2 separate regions of the Homo sapiens genome follow, and region 1 is linked to region 2. A link is an interaction called in ENCODE POLR2A ChIA-PET data of the cell type or tissue named here. Cell type or tissue: PC-9. All regions are shown on one strand. Each heading gives the region's core, and the rest is flanking DNA. Links, peaks and the distances in the headings are about the cores only.

Region 1 (6,313 bases), core at 1,314-6,313, 240 kb before region 2:
CCCCTTTCTGCCTGGCCTGGTCCTGTTCATTCCTCAGTCCTCCCCACCTCACCAAGCCTATGGAGGCCCCACTTGTCAGAGGGGAGACAGCCTCCTTGCCCTGGCACTGAACACCCTGTGTGCCAGAGTGCCCCTCCCATCATTGTTTCCACCACATGAGATCCACAGTGGCAGCACGCGGCAGGTACACCGATGGCATGACTTCCAGGGCTTGGCCTGCGGGGTCATTGGGTCTGCTGGAGGTTCCTGCAGTGGAGGGTAGTTCTGCCATGCTCTGGGGGAGCTGTCTGGAGGGCTCTAGTGTGTCCTTCCCAGGGCCTTGGTAATGTAGACCTTTAACCCCCCATGCCTCACACACACACACACACACACACACACACACACACACACACACCCTGTTACCCAAAAAACGAAACTCTGTAAAACATTTTAAAGAGGTTTATTCTGAGCCAGGATGAGTGACCACAGCCTGGAGAAAACACAAACCCAAGAAGCCTTGAGTAAGTGGTCCCCAGGTCCAAGGTGGTGGAGTTACAGTTTGCTTTTATACATTTTAGGGAGACAGGAGTTACAAGCAAGGACATAAATCAACACACAGAAGGTATACATTGGTTTGGCCCCAAAATGCAGGGTATCTTAAAACAGGGGCTTACAGGTTAGAGGTAGATGCAGAGATTCTTTAATTTACAGTTGGTTGAAAGAGTTAAGCTTTGCCTAAAGACTTCAGGTCAGTACAAAGGAATGTTAAGGAGGCCTGCTATGTGTCGCCTGATGCTATACAGGGTCAGGAGGGAAAGTAAACCACGTTATACCTGGGTAACTTAAAAAAAAAAGGTTTTTAACAAGATTTTATGGACCAGGCATAGTGGCTCACGCCTGTAATCCCAGCACTTTAGGGAGACCGAGGCGGGTGGATTGTTTGAGTCCAGGAGTTCGAGACCAGCCTAGGCAACATGGTGAAACCCTGTCTCTACAAAAAAAAAAAAAATACAAAAAATTAGCCAGGCGTGGTGGCACATGCCTGGATTCCAGGAACCTGGGAGGCTGAGGTGGGAGGATGGCTGGAGCCTGGGAGGTCAAGGCTGCAATGAGATGCAACAGAGCAAGACTCTGTCTCAAAAAAGAAAACCAATGTTATGGTTTGTAGGGTGTTTCTTAACCCTTGCCTGGCATGGCCTTAGGTCCTGTTTATAATTTGGTATCTTACTGCCACAAAGAGTCCGATCTGTCAGTCTTATGATCTCTGTTTTAATGTTAATGCCGGTCAGTTGTGTCCAAACTCCAGCAGGAAGAGGGCCTAATAAGGCAAGTCCACCCTGCCTTCCTGTCATGGCCCAGAATTCTGTTTTTAAGGTTTTTCTGGTGTCCCTTGGCCAAGAGGGGATCTATTCAGTTGGTCCGGGGACTCAAGATTTTAGTTTCAGTTTACAACTCTATACACAAACACCCCATACACACAGGCACCAATACCCTATGCACAGACACCACACAAATGCATACTACACACTTACACATACCACACACACGCATACCATGCAAGCATATCATACACACAGACACCCCATACAATGCGTACACATGCACACACACACAGGCTGCCTCAAATTGAGAAGGGTTCCTTGGACTTTCAGTTCAGTAAATCCCAACGTTTGAACATTGGTGCTAACTTAGGACCAGCCCCAGGCCTGTTGCATGGCACTGTATGTGTGAAAGTGCGTGTTTGCACCAGTGTGAGTGCAGGGCTGTGTCTGGGAAGAGGTGTGCTACACATGAGGAAGCAGCCAGAGCAGCTTGGTGGTCATTGTTGTGCCCCTACCTGCAGGGCTGGTTCTCAACCGGAACCTCTCCATCTCGGAGAACCGCACCATGCAGCTGGCGGTGCTGGTCAATGACTCAGACTTCCAGGGCCCAGGAGCGGGCGTCCTCTTGCTCCACTTCAACGTGTCGGTGCTGCCGGTCAGCCTGCACCTGCCCAGTACCTACTCCCTCTCCGTGAGCAGGAGGGCTCGCCGATTTGCCCAGGTGAGCCCATACCTATTGCCTGTCTGGGGAAGATTGAAAGGCCAAGGGACATGGGGGCACAGGGAGGCAGGTGACACTGCCTCTTGGCCCAACCAGCACAGAGTAGACTGGGTGGAGTCCTGAGCCCAGGGCCAGGAGGTACAGCTGTGTGCACAGAAGAGGCCTGGGAGAGCTCACAGTGGGCAGGGCTGGGGGCTCCTTGGGCCTCTCTTTTTTTCCCCTTTCCATTCTTGGTATCTTTAAAATGTATTTTCAAAAATGCAAGAGCAATACTGGGTAAATCTGCATATGGTGACTCGGAAGAATCTTCCTGGTGGATTGGTGAGAGTGGCTTGCAGAGATGTTGGTCCCACGTGACTCCCTTTGTGCAAAAGCAGATCTTCCCTGACAGGGATCTGCAAGTGTGCAGAGATCACAGTGCTGTCCACAGTGGTGCCCTCAGGGGGAGGCAGGAAACGCTTCCACTTTTTACTTTTTGTAACTAGGTTTGCTAGAAAGCGTATATTTATATTTGTCTTTGGAAAATAATGATTAGAAATAGAAGGCATAAAAGTAATAAATATTCATTAAAGAAGATGAGGCATGAGGCATGAGGCGTGATCCCTTCTACCCATAGGCGCCAGTGTTGCACATCGTGGTGTTCTTTCTGGGATGTTTCTCGTAAGCACTTATTAAGTTGACTTGAAACTGCAGCACGCATGTTCTCGCATGCCGCTCTCCCTTGCAGAGCAGCCCGTGGCGCCTCCTCTTCAGGGGCCATCTGCCAGTTCTTTCGGGTGGTTCTGTGCCCGCATCAGCTCCTGGCAGCCACCCGTGTCCAGCCCACGAGGGAGCCCACCCTTGGACATATCTAAGCTCCCCGACCACCTCCTTGGCCTTTAATGGGAGTGGGATCAGAGACAGAGGGGCGACAAGACAGAGGGCCCCGGGGGGTCTCATGGGGGGCGGGGCAAGAGCAGGCATTGCTGAAGTTGGGTCACCTGCCCTCTGTCAGGAGCAACGGGGGCCTGAATCCCAGTCCAGCCTCAGCCTCACTGTGGTCTCACCTTTCTCCCCAGTTTGTAAAGCTGTGAATTAGGGACAGGAACCCTGAACAATTTTGAGAGTCACATGAGCATTTGGAAGTGGGCTTTGTAGGGGAAAGTGAGGAGGCCCAGGAGGCTGGTTTTTGCTGTGGTCACTTGTGGGCCTGGGAGAGCCCAGCCCTGCTCTGGCCCGCCCCCATCTCGCCATCTGTGGAACTTTTGGTTTCAAGCAGCTGCAAGAGTTGCCAAGAGGTTGAAAGAATTCAGCTGCCTGACTCCAGGTCCTGGCATCCCCAGGAGAGGCCCCTCTTTCCCAGGGGCTCTGGTCAAAGTCCCAGAGCCTGGCATCCCCAGGAGAAGAGGCTCCTCTTTCCCAGAGGCTCTGCTCAAAGTCCCAGGGAGGCCCCCTGGTCCTGCATGGGCTGGGGCAACCATGCTCCCGAGTCTTGTGGCTGGGGTTCAGTGCTCTGACCAGGGGACACCAGGGCAGGGTGGACCTCTAAACCCTGTGCACTGAGGGAGGAGTGAGGGGTCCCCAGAGCACTGCTGGGGCAGCTGGGAGCAGCCAGGGAGGAGCCTGGGAGACATTCCGGCGGCTTTGTTGTCTGAGTGAGGGAGGAAAGGGGAGTAAAGGGTTGAGTCAGGGCCTGCCTGGGGCTTTTCCTGCCACCAAACTGAACCTCGAGGCCCTGGGTTGCCTTGACCTCCAGCTCCCAGGAACAGGGGCAGCTGGTAACATGTGGCCTGAGTGGAACGGGGCAGGGCAGGGCTGGGGCAGGTGGGTGGGTATGAAGGCTCTGAGGGGTGGAGGACAGGGTGCTCGGGGGGGCTGCTGTCTCCAGGCCCAGTTGGGGGCTGTTCCAGGACTTAGGCTGTGTGGGAATCTCTACCCTCAGGCCATTACAGGCCGGTCCAGCTGCCTGGCTAAGGTGTTCCCCTGTGCCCCCCTAGATCGGGAAAGTCTGTGTGGAAAACTGCCAGGCATTCAGTGGCATCAACGTCCAGTACAAGCTGCATTCCTCTGGTGCCAACTGCAGCACGCTAGGGGTGGTCACCTCAGCCGAGGACACCTCGGGGATCCTGTTTGTGAATGACACCAAGGCCCTGCGGCGGCCCAAGTGTGCCGAACTTCACTACATGGTGGTGGCCACCGACCAGCAGACCTCTAGGCAGGCCCAGGCCCAGCTGCTTGTAACAGTGGAGGGGTCATGTGAGTGCCTGCTCCAGGGAGGGAGGGTCGGGGTCCTGGGGGCTTCTGGAGCCTGGGCCTCCTGCCCTTTGAGAAAAGCAGTACAGCTGCAAGGCTTAGCTGGGGAGTGGGGAAGGCATGGACCAGCTTCACCCTGAGTGACCCAGCAGTAAATGGTTGCTCCTTCCAGATAACATACAGGACCTTGGGTAAATTTGAATTTTGGGTAAACAACAAGCAGTTTTTTGGTATAGGTGTGTTCCATGCAACTTTTGCAGCTTCTCGAAAGACACACCTCTAGGTCCATCCATGCCCTCTTAGGAACATGCTGACACAGCTGCCATTCATGCCATTCATTGTGTATCTGAAATGTAGGTCCCACAGGGCGTCGTTGGCTGAATCTGGCTGCACTCACATCCTTCCTCCTGTACTTACCCCAGCCCAGGTGACCCCTGCTTTGTGACCATGATGTCCTGTACCCTGCCCTGCGCCCTGTGCTCCTGGCACTGTCTTTGCTGCCCTGGGTCTGTCACTCCGGTCCCCTTGGGCTCCATCCGTGGGCAGCTCAGCTGGTGCTGTTCCCTGTCCTTGGGCACTAGCTGGACGCTGGGCCCAGGCCAGCCCCCTGTGACCCTGCTTGTCTGCCACCTGCAGATGTGGCCGAGGAGGCGGGCTGCCCCCTGTCCTGTGCAGTCAGCAAGAGACGGCTGGAGTGTGAGGAGTGTGGCGGCCTGGGCTCCCCAACAGGCAGGTGTGAGTGGAGGCAAGGAGATGGCAAAGGTAAGCCCTGGAAACGCCCAAGGGAGGCCTGCAGGGGCGATGGCACCGGTGGAAACGGGGTCCTGGGGCCCTGCCAGCCTGGGGTGGCTCTCCCTGCTCCAGGTCTGCTTCTGGCACCTCATCCCCCATGTGGCTCTCGATGCCAGCATAGCGGGCAGCAGTGCAGGGCTTGGGAGAGGGCTTGTGAGTACAGTGAATGGTCCCCAGGCCGGATTCACTCTGGACTTGGGAAGGTCTGAACCAAAGTTGGGATGTGCTGGGGACAGAATGGCGTTTTTCTGGGAGGTCCTCGGCCAGGGGATGTGGTGTGGGCAGGGGACTCATTGTCTGCATCAGCCAGAGGCCAGCCTGGGTGTGCCCACCACCATGAGGGGCCCTCACCATGCAGCCCTGAGAGGGTCCCGGCCTCTTTGCTGTAAGGGCCACCTGTGTGAGGAACCCCCCATACCTCCTCTCCCATAAGCCATGGCTCCCCAGGATGCTTCCGCTGGCAAGGCTCTGTATATGGTGTTTCCCTACTCAGGCCTCCAGTTGCTCCTCCCTAGAGGGGCAGGATCTGCCTAGGAGGTGGTGGGGGCGTGTGGCGGGGCTCCCACATGGGTGACAGCCTGCTGTGTGTCCTGTGCAGGGATCACCAGGAACTTCTCCACCTGCTCTCCCAGCACCAAGACCTGCCCCGACGGCCACTGCGATGTTGTGGAGACCCAAGACATCAACATTTGCCCTCAGGACTGCCTCCGTAAGCAGGGTTTAATCAGGGCATGGGAACAGGTAGGAGATAGTAGGGGAAACCTGGATCCCACAGGCACTTCAGCCAGAGTTGCCAGGGCTGTCAGTTCTATGCATCAAGCTGAGCCTCCTGTGCATTTCAGCATCACCCTAGCCATGGGGAGGGAGCAGGCAGGGTCAGGGACAGGGGGAAGGCAGGGACCCACAGACTGTCCAGGCCCCTGCTGAGGTCCCAGAAGTCGGCACACACAGATTTCAGAAGCAGAGAATGGTCAGTAGGGACACTGACAGGGAAAGTGCGGCCCTGAGCCAGACGAGGGACACTGCAATGTGCGGGTCAGGCCACCAGGCTCCAGTTTTGGAGGCAGAGTCCTTTGTTCAGATGAAATGTTAGGAGGGGGCCTGGCTTCACCCATGGCTTCAGAAAGGCACTGTGACCAAGCCCTGCCCGGCTAAGCCAAGCTGCTGGGCCCCTGGCCTCACTGGGCCTATGCTTGCGACACCAGTTGGGGAGGGGGCTCCTTGGGACACTGCCCTGGAAATATGGGCGCCTGGGGTGGTCAGGCGC
Region 2 (9,870 bases), core at 2,166-7,165:
AGCTACTCGGGAGGCTGAGGCAGGAGAATCGCTTGAAACCGGGAGGCAGAGGTTGCAGTGAGCTGAGATGGCGCCACTGCACTCCAGCCTGGGTGACAGAGCGAGACTGTCTCAAACAAAAACAAAAACAAAAACAAAAAACTGTGAACTTTGCTGGGCATGATGGCTCACACCCCTAATCCCAACACTGAGAGGCTGAGATAGGGGGATCACTTGAGGCCAAAAGTTTGAGGCCAGGTTGGGCAACAAAGTGAGACCCTGTCTCTGTAAAAATACAAATTAAAGAACTGTGACTTGGAGATGCCAGTGACTCTTCCTGGGCTTTGATGAAGACCCCTTCCTGGCTGAGGAACAGAACCTGTCCCAACCTGCCTGGACCAGCCCTGGGGCCTCATCTGGCCCCCACCCAGTGGCCAAGGCTTTATTATCAGAACCAGGACTGCCTCCTCATGAGTGCAGCCTCCTGAAGATGGCTGGGAAGTCCATCAGTTGAAGGCCTGGGGAAGGAGGAGATGTGAACTCCTCCTCAGTCAGGAGATGACATTTACCTGCAATCTTCCTCTTATCTTCCCCCACCCGTAGGCCACATTCAGCATTCTTCAACAAACACTCTGTTGCCTGTGCCCAGAGACCCAGATGCTGGAACCTGACCGCCCGGATCTAATTCTAGTCCCACCACTTACCAGCTGGCTGACTTGGCAGGCAACTTCACCTGTTGTGCTTCCGTTTTCCATAGATAAGATGGAATCTGGCTAACATCAACGTCACTGAGCAGGCTGGGTGCAGCAACTCACGCCTGTAATTCCAGCACTTTGGGAGGCTGAGGAGGTGGGAGGATCACTTGAGCCAAGGAATTTGAGTCCAGCCTGGGTAACATAGCAAGACACCCCCCAATAAAGAATCGAGCCTGCCCAGCCTATGGGTGCTGATTGCTCCAAACAATCCCTGCATTCCCCCATAAAGTCCAGGCTGCCCGAACCATGGCCAGTAATACTGGAGAACAACCCCTCCAACCGAGCTGCCCAAACTGGCTGCCAATCCGCAAGAACGGCCCCTTATCCAGCCTGCACCCCCACCCTCTCCATGGCTGCTAATCCTGGAAACAATCCCTCTATTCCCACTTCAGAAGCTGGCTGCGCCTCCCCCATGAGACACCTCTGCGCCCTCCCCGAATGAGCCGCACGTCTGCTTCTCCAAACGGCCGCTGTGCCCGGTGCTCAGCGCATCTCAACTCGCGGCAGGCCGCCCCGCGAGCCGCCTCTCCCTTTCCTGCGGCTCGAAGGGACCCCAGCGTGAACCGTGTGCTTGTTTTTCATTGTCTCCATCTCGGGGCTTCCTTGTAGAGTTTGGAGCTCCGCGTGAACAGCGCTCTACGCGCTAGTTCCATCGGCTCCTCGGTGCCCGCACGCAGCCGCGCGTGCCAGTCAGTGCCTGGGTCACCGCGAATTCCATCCCAACCCGCTCCGGCACCGCGACGGTCTCTCCTGTCACTGGAGACGTTTCTTGTGTCAGTGCAAATATATGTCGTTCCTTGTTTTTTTCTATTAAAGACAGTGCTTGGTGGGAACATTTCTGCACTACTGGAGTTTCTGAAGCTTCAACCCCACGCACCAGGCCCACCCACACCCGGGCCCCCGTTCCCCCGCCCGACCCACCCACAACCAGCCACCTAGCTCAGATCCCGGCCCATGATCTGCACCCCACGCCCGCCCCACACTCAAAACCGCTCCCCAAGGCCGCCTAAGCCCGCACCCCATGGCCTGAGTCTCCTCCCACACCCGGCTTTCCCCGTGCCCAGCAACTTCTGCAATGCCCGATCCCCCAGTATCCTGGCCCCCTGCATTCCAGACCCCCACACCCTCTAGCCATCGTCCCCCACGTCCCGGCCCCACCCCATGTCTGACTCTCCCACGCCCAGGGCCTCCCTCACAGCTTTCCCTGTCACACTTTGGTCACCTTCCCACACCCAGACCCCTGCCCAGCGCTGGGCCCACCCTAGTTCCAGGCCCCCTCCACACCCCCCAAACCTCCCCTACCCACACACACCCAGGGGCTCTGCCAAGGCTCTTGGGGGTTTGGTGGCAGCAATGTAGTTAATGAGCATCCTCAATTCAAAGAATGTTCAAGACTGCACTGCACTGGAGAACGTGAGAGCCCTGAAATCTTGCTGCTCCTATGTGAAAAACACTTGAAAGAGGTTTTCCCAAATTTGACAATATCCAAAACTTTCACATTAGCAATGGGGAGCATATATTCAGGGCAACTGGTATGGGGGGAAATGTTAGCAATAATAAGTGGTGAACTGGAATGCACATTTTCTAAGCTATTAGTAAAAAAAATTTAAGAGAGGGAGTCGGCTGGGCATGGTGGCTCATGCCTGAAATCACAGCACTTTGGGAGGCCGAGGCGGGTGGATCACCTGAGGTCTGGAGTTCCAGACCAGCCTGGCCAACATAGTGAAACCCTGTCTCTACTAAAAATACAAAAAAAAAAAAAAAAAAAATCAGCTGGGTGTGGTGGCGGGCGCTTGTAATCCCAGCTACTCGGGAGGCTGAGGTAGGAGAACTGCTTGAACCCAGGAGGCGGAGGCTGCAGTGAGCCGAGATTGCGCCATTGCACTCTACCCTGGGCAACAAAAGTGAAACTCCACTTCAAAAAAAAAAAAGAGAGGGGGTCAATCACACCAGAAGACCCGTTTATCCTTCATTCTTTCTCAAAGAAATTGTTATAATATTCTAAATCATTATCATATGAAGCAGTGATCATGATTATGCAGTTACTGGTAGCAGCAAAATGTAATTATGAGGGAATTAATTTTAAAATTTATCTTTTGGAATTTTGTTATGCTATGCTTTTGAAAATTTGCAGTTGTTTTGCTTTTGTCATTCTAAAATCATTCTTTTATCATTATAAATAAATACAAACTTTGAGACAAACTGATTATATTCAGAATTCTGTGCTCTTTTCTTTTTTCTTTAGAGATAGAGTCTCACTCTGTAGCCCAGGCTGTAGTGCAGTGGCGCCATCTCGGCTCGCTGCAACCTCTGCCTCCTGGGTTCAAGTGATTCTTGTGCCTCAGCCTCCTGCTTACAGGTGTGCGCCACCATGTCCGGTTAATTTTTTTTTTATTTTTTCGAGATGGAGTCTCTGTCCATCTTTTGAGCCGAGATTGCAGTGGTGCAATCTCAGCTCACTGCAACCTCTGCCTCCCGGGTTCAAGCAGTTCTCCTGCCTCAGCCTCCTGAGTAACTGGGATTACAGCTGCGTGCTGCCCGGTTAATTTTTGTATTTTTAGTACAGACGGGGTTTCACCATGTTGGCCAGGCTGGTCTTGAACTCCTGACCTCAGGTGATCCGCCCGCCTATGGCCTCCCAAAGTGCTGGGATTACAGGTGTGAGCTACTGTGCCCGCCCGGCCTAATCTTGTGTTCTTTTCTTAGAGATAACTCTACCTATGGTGCCAACTTCAGCTCCCACTTTCAGATCTGCCCTCCTCCTCTAGGGGCAGGTGTGTCCGGTCCTGGGGCATCCCTGCTGAGCACCACGTGTGCACAACTTCAGCTTTCAGAGACAATGTTGATTGTTTTCTAAGGCAGGTGTGCCAATTTAGGACTGGAAATGAGTCCCATGCACCCCCAGTCTGCCCAAACCCAGGAACCTAGAGGGGTCCTAATCACCTGTGTCAGTGAAAAGGTGGAAAATAGCAAACTCTACCCATCCCTCAGAGCAAAATGGTTTCTCCAATTCCTCTGTGGTGCAGGCTATAAATTCAGACCCTCAGTGTGGAAAATCCCAATGTTGATCATTAGAAGTTAATATATTAAAATATTTTACCAGTTTATTAAGAACTTAGAGGCAAATAATAGCTCTCAAGAATTTATACATCAAACCACAAGACATTTTAATTTTACATTATAGAAAAAACCTGGTGCTCTATTTTTAAAAACATGATTGGATTTTTTTCCCCATTGTTTACTAAATTTCGACTTCTTCAATAGTTCTTTCTGGTTTGGTAAACATTGCTCTGAGTCACTTCTCCTTCTCTTTTGTAGTCTGATCATAGGAGAGCACACTACCAGCTCCCTTTGTTTACTGGGGAGGCCAAATAACAAATGGTTGGTATTTTATATTAGCTACTGCTGTGGAGACAACAAATACATGTGGAGCTCTGATTGCATTTGAATCTAGGTTTCAGGTGGCCACAAATTCAATAATTTCTTTAACTTATTTAACAGACAAGCCTCTACAAACTACTGACATTCATGGTCACATTCTATGCCAACAAACACAGAACCAAGACCTTTCCAAATCGTAGTGTCGTGGGATTCTTTCAACTTTAACATTCAGTGCCAGTAAAAACATTCTTTTATTCTACTCCTACCAAGTAAATAAGTGATTCCCCTTATCAGATGCTTAATCTCATCATAACTAACTTATTTTTATAAAGATTTAGATAAAGGAGTTCAGTGGAGAGACATTTATTGGAATGAACCACTGGTTTGAGATAAGAAACCCTTTTCATAAATTATGCCTTAATCTAAAATCTGGGTAAGTATTTTACTTCATTGGCTCAGTTTAACTGGAGGAAATAGCAAAGAGAAATTTATGACTATGGCTTATAAATATTTAAAACCTGTTTCTTCAGAAACAGTGATCAAGGATTACTGAGAAAAAAAAAAAGAAAACCTGTTTCTCTCACTGACTGACTCTGACCTCTGAGAAAGCTGTCTCTCTGCCCCAGCACTCTGCCTCACAGCCTGCTTTATGAATCTTCACTACACCCGTCAGTCAACACTGGGAAGATAACACATCTATTTCTTCCTCCCACTCTAAGCCCACTGTGATATCATCCATTGGAGGCAGGAGCTCTGCGCTGTCCCTTTGCAGCCCCTGGAACTGCAGTGAGCTGTGTGTATTGAGTCAATCCATAAATACCAAGTAATTATATAAATAAAAATTATAGGAGACCCTTGTTTTGGACTAAGCTCCTGCTAGGATCAGCTTAGTCCTAAACAAGGGTCTCCTGGGTGGATCACCTGAGTTCGAGACCAGCCTGACCAACATGGAGAAACCGTTTCTACTAAAAATACAAAAAGAATTAGCCAGGCGTGGTGGCACATGCCTGTAATCCCAGCTACTCAGGAGGCTGAGGCAGGAGAATCGCTTGAACCCGGGAGGCAGAGGTTGCACTCCAGCCTGGGCAACAAAAGCAAAACTTGAAACTCTGCCTCAAAAAAAAAAAAAGAAAAAGAAAAAGAAACAAACAAAAAAAAAACACAGGGGTCTCCTATAATTTTTATCTAACATAACTTTCAAAGCATTTTCATTCTAATACAATTACTCCAAAACAGAGTCACCTCTGGCCTTCCATCAGGAGAGAGATAACAGTCCAACTTCCCAAACAGGCCAGCTTCAGTGGCATGATAATGAAGTTCCCTCTGCCTTTAATCCTTACAACAAAAAGGGACCCGAGGTTAGTCAATCAGTTCTTTTTTCTATTGTTCTGTCTCATTCTTGCCTTAGGAGGAAAGCAACCTTAAAACGACCAATTCACTTTTTCTTTTTTGTTTCTGCTTTCTTTAGCCATTTTGGTCTATAAAACCAACCTCCTCTGCTCAGTTCCCTGGAACATTTATTCCATTTTATGAAAGGAAGTGTTGCCTTATTTGAGAATCACAAAGCCAACTAAGAATTTTTAAATGGGCCAGGCACAGTGGCTCACTCCTGTAATCCCAGCACTTTGGGAGACCAAGGCGGGTGGATCACCTGAGGTCGGGAGTTCAAGGCCAGCCTGACAAATATGGAGAAATCCCGTCTTTACTAAAAATACAAAATTAGCCAGGCGTGGTGGCACATGCCTGTCATCCCAGCTACTCAGGAGGCTGAGGCAGGAGAATAGCTTAAACCCAGGAGGCGGAGGTTGCAGTGAGCCGAGATCACATCACTGCACTCCAGCCTCAGCAACAAGAGCGAAACTCCTTCTCAAAAAAAAAAAAAAAAAAAAAAAAAGGAGCCAGGCACAGTGGCTGATGCCTGTAATCCCAGCACTTTGGGAGGCTGAGGCAGGTGGCCCAGTCTCCACTAAAAATACCAAAATTAACCGGGCATAGTCACACACAAACCCTGTTGGCTAGGCTGGTCTTGCACTCCTGACCTCAAGTAATCTGGGCCAACACTGTAACTGCCCAAGGGGTTCACCTTGCCCACTGCGTAGACAGAGCCAATTCATCAAGACAAGGAACTGCAATAGAGAAAAAGTAATTCATGCAAAGCCAGCTGTGTGGGTGGCTGGAGTTTTATCATTACTCAAATCAGTCTCCCTGAGCATTCGGGGATCAGAGTTTTTAAGGATAACTTGGTGGGTAGAGGGGGAGCCAGTGAGCCAGGAGTGCTGATTGGTCAGAGATGAAATCATAGGGAGTAGAAGCTGTCTTCTAGCACTGAGTCAGTTCCTGGGTGTGGAACACAATGTCAGACAAGCCAGTTTATTGATCTGGGTGGTGCCAGCTGATCCACAAGTGCAGGTCTGTAAAATATCTCAAGCACTGATCTTAGCAGCAGTTTAGGGAGGGTCAGAATCTTGTAGCCTCCAGCTGCATGACTCCTAAACCATTATTTCTAATTCTGTGGCTAATGTTAGCCTAGTCCCCAGGCAAGAAGGAAGTCTGCTTTGAGAAAGGGCTGTTACCATCTTTGTTTAAACTATAAACGGCAAGCAATCCTGGCGAGGTGGCTCACCTCCCAGCACTTTAGGGGGCAGGTGGATTACCTGAGGTCATGAGTTTGAGACCAGCCTGACCAACATGGTGAAACCCCCGTCTCTACTAAAAATACAAAAAAATTAGCTGGGTGTGGTGGTGGGCGCCTGTAATCCCATCTACTCCGGAAGTTAAGGCAGGAGAATCCCTTGAGCCCAGGAGGCAGAGGTTGTGGTGAGCTGAGATCTCACCTAGGTCCTGCCACTGAACTCCAGCCTGGGCAAAAGAACGAAACTTCATCTCAATAAATAAATAAATAAACAAACAAACTACAAACTAAGTTTTTCCCAAAGTTAGTTCAGCCCACATCCAGGAATGAACAAAGGCAGCTTGGCAGTTAGAAGCAAGAAGTAGTCGGTTAAGTTAGATCTCTTTCACTGTCTCAGTCATAATTTTGCCTAGGCAGTTTCAACATGGTGAAACCCCATCTCTACTAAAAATGCAAAAATTAGGCTGGGCACAGTGGCTTACACCTGTAATCCCAGCACTTTGGGAGGCCGAGGACCAAAGTGGATCACCTGAGGTCAGGAGTTCAAGACCAGCCTGGCCAACATGGTGAGACCCCCTCTCTACTAAAAATACAAATTAGCCTGGCATGATGGCAGGCGCCAGTAATCCCAGCTACTCGGGAGGCTGAGGTGGGAGAACTGATTGAACCCAGGAGGTGGAGGTTGCAGTGAGTCGAGATCGCACCATTGCACTCCAGCCTGGGCGACTAAGCAAAACTCCATCTCAAAAAAAAATTAGCTGGCTGGGTGCGGTGGCTCATGCCTGTAATCCCAGCACTCTGGGAGGCTGAGGCGGGCGGATCACGAGATCAGGACATCAAGACCATCCAGGCTAACACAGTGAAACCCAACACAAAAACAAAATCAGCCGGGCGTGGTGGTAGGTGCCTGTAGTCCCAGCTACTCAGGAGGCTGAGGCAGGAGAATGGCGTGAACCTGGGAGGCGGAGGTTGCAGTGAGCCGAGATTGTGCCACTGCACTCCAGCCTGGGCGACAGAGCGAGACTCCGTCTCAAAAAAAAAAAAAAAAAAAAAAATTAGCTGGGCGTGGTGGTACATACCTGTAGTCCCAGCTACTCAGGAGACTAAGGTGGGAGGATGAGTTCCAAAGGCAGAAGTTGCAGTGAGCTGAGACTGCACCACTGTACTCCAGCCTGGGTGACAGAGTGAGATTCTGTATTAAAAAAAGAAAATGGGGCCAGGTGCGGTGGCTCATGCCTGTAATTCCAGCATTTTGGGAGGCCGAGGCAGGAGATCCACCTGAGGTCAGGAGTTCGAGACCAGCCTGACCAACATGGAGAAACCCCATCTCTACTAAAAATACACAATTAGCCGGGCATGGTGGCTCACGCCTGTAATCTCAGCACTTTGGGAGGCCGAGACGGGTGGATCACGAGGTCAGGAGATCGAGACCATGGTGAAACCCCGTCTCTCCTAAAAATACAAAAACTTAGCCGGGCACAGTGGCGGGCGCCTGTAGTCCCAGCTACTCGGGAGGCTGAGGCAGGAGAATCGCTTGAACCGGGAGGCGGAGGTTGTGGTTGCGGTGAGCCGAGATAACGCCCTTGCACTCCAGCCTGGGCAACTGAGCAAAACTCCGTCTCAAAAAAGAAAAAAAGAAAGAAAATGGGCCCACCGCAGTGGTTCATGCCTGTAATCCCAGCACTTTGGGAGGCTAAGGCTGGCCGAGCACTTGAGGTCAGGAGTTCAAGACCAGCAGCCTGGCCAACACAGTGAAACCCCATCTCTACTAAAAATACAAAAATTAGCCAGGCGTGGTGGTGGACTCCTGTAATTCCAAGATAAGGGAGGCTGAGGCAGGATAATCACTTGAACCTAGGAAGAAGAGTTTACACTGAACTGAGATCGTGCCACTGTACTCCAGCCTGGGCAACACAGCAAGACTCTGTTTCAAAAAAAAAAAAATAATGCTTGGGACCAGAGATATTTCTGATTGTGGAATTTTTTGGATTTTGGAATATTTGCATATACATAATGAGATATCTTGGGAATGGGACCCACGTCTAAATAATTTATGTTTCATATATACCTTATACACATAGCCTGAAGATGATTTTATATATTTCTTTTTTTTTTTTTTTTTTTTTGAGACGGAGACTCCTTCTGTCGCCCAGGAGGAGTGCAGTGGCGCAATCTCGGCTTACTGCAAGCTCCACCTCCCGGGTTCACGCTGATCTCCTGCTTCAGCCTCCCGAGTAGCTGGGACTACAGGGGCCCACCACCATGCCCGGCTAATTTTGTTTTTGCATTTTTAGTAGAGACGGGGTTTCACCGTGTTAGCTAGGATGGTCTCGATTTCCTGACCTCGTGATCTGCCCTCCTCGGCCTCCCAAAGTGCTGGGATTATAGGTGTGAGCCACCGCATCCAGCAGATCTTATATATTTCAAATAATTTTGTGTATGAAACAAAGTTTTGACTTTTCAATATGGCCTGTCACATGAGGCCAGGTGTGGAATTTTCTACCTGTGGCGTCATGCTGGTGCTCAAAAAGTTTTGGATTTTGGAGCATTTTTGGATTTCAGATTTTTTTTTTTTTTTTTTTTTTGAGACAGGGTTTCACTCTGTTACCTAGGCTGGAGTGCAGTGGCACAATTACAGCTCAATGAAGCCTGATCTGCTGGGTTCAAGGGATCCTCTCACCTCAGCCTTTCGACTAGCTGGGACCACAGGTGTGCACCAACACACCTGGCTAATTTTTATATTTTTTGTAGGGATGGGGTTTCACCATGTTGCCCAGGCTGGTCTCAAACTCCTGAGCTGAAGGGATCCACCCACCTTGACCTCCCAAAGTGCTGGGATTACAGGTGTGAGCCACTACACCCAGACAAATTTTGGATTTTTGGATTAGGTATGCTCAACCTGTATGTTGAAAACAAGGTGCCAGGGAACAGGCTCTCAGTGACTGCAGGCATCAGGTGATGTGCCAGGGAGACACAGAAAGGAAGAGGAGTGTTTCAACATGTGGCCAGTAAAAGACTTCCAAGAATGGCCGGGTGCGGTGGCTCACGCCTGTAATCCCAGCACTTTGGGAGGCCCAGATGGGCACATTGGCTGAAGTCAGGAGTTTGAGACCAGTCTGGCCA

Evidence for each region. ChIA-PET counts read pairs that join two places held together with the same protein. Peaks named below come from ENCODE experiments on the same cell type or tissue, not always from the same donor. Only the 100,000 strongest peaks of a DNase experiment are listed, where the experiment ranks them.
Region 1: POLR2A ChIA-PET joins it to region 2 with 5 read pairs; 2 of 35 experiments call an interaction of 5 or more read pairs at or near these places.

What each region holds. Positions count from the first base shown.
Region 1 is chr10:43,107,209-43,113,521 of GRCh38, forward strand. RET (ret proto-oncogene) reads left to right here. Exons shown (of 20, transcript NM_020975.6): 6 at 1,823-2,022; 7 at 3,999-4,257; 8 at 4,891-5,016; 9 at 5,645-5,755. Among named protein-coding and RNA genes, the nearest start is that of CSGALNACT2-DT, 28 kb to the right of the region's middle. RefSeq lists a silencer at 1,854-2,017. In PC-9, for the core only: no CTCF peak of the experiment used is centred there; a DNase peak (open chromatin) is centred at 3,704.
Region 2 is chr10:43,349,651-43,359,520 of GRCh38, forward strand. LOC105378271 (a long non-coding RNA gene) reads left to right here. Exons shown (of 3, transcript XR_945902.3): 3 at 583-656. It overlaps LOC107984226 (a long non-coding RNA gene), which reads right to left and starts at 1,568. Exons shown (of 3, transcript XR_001747439.2): 1 at 684-1,568. RefSeq lists an enhancer at 5,893-6,600. In PC-9, for the core only: a CTCF peak has its summit at 6,289; DNase peaks (open chromatin) are centred at 4,091, 4,571 and 6,501; H3K27ac peaks cover 3,486 bases.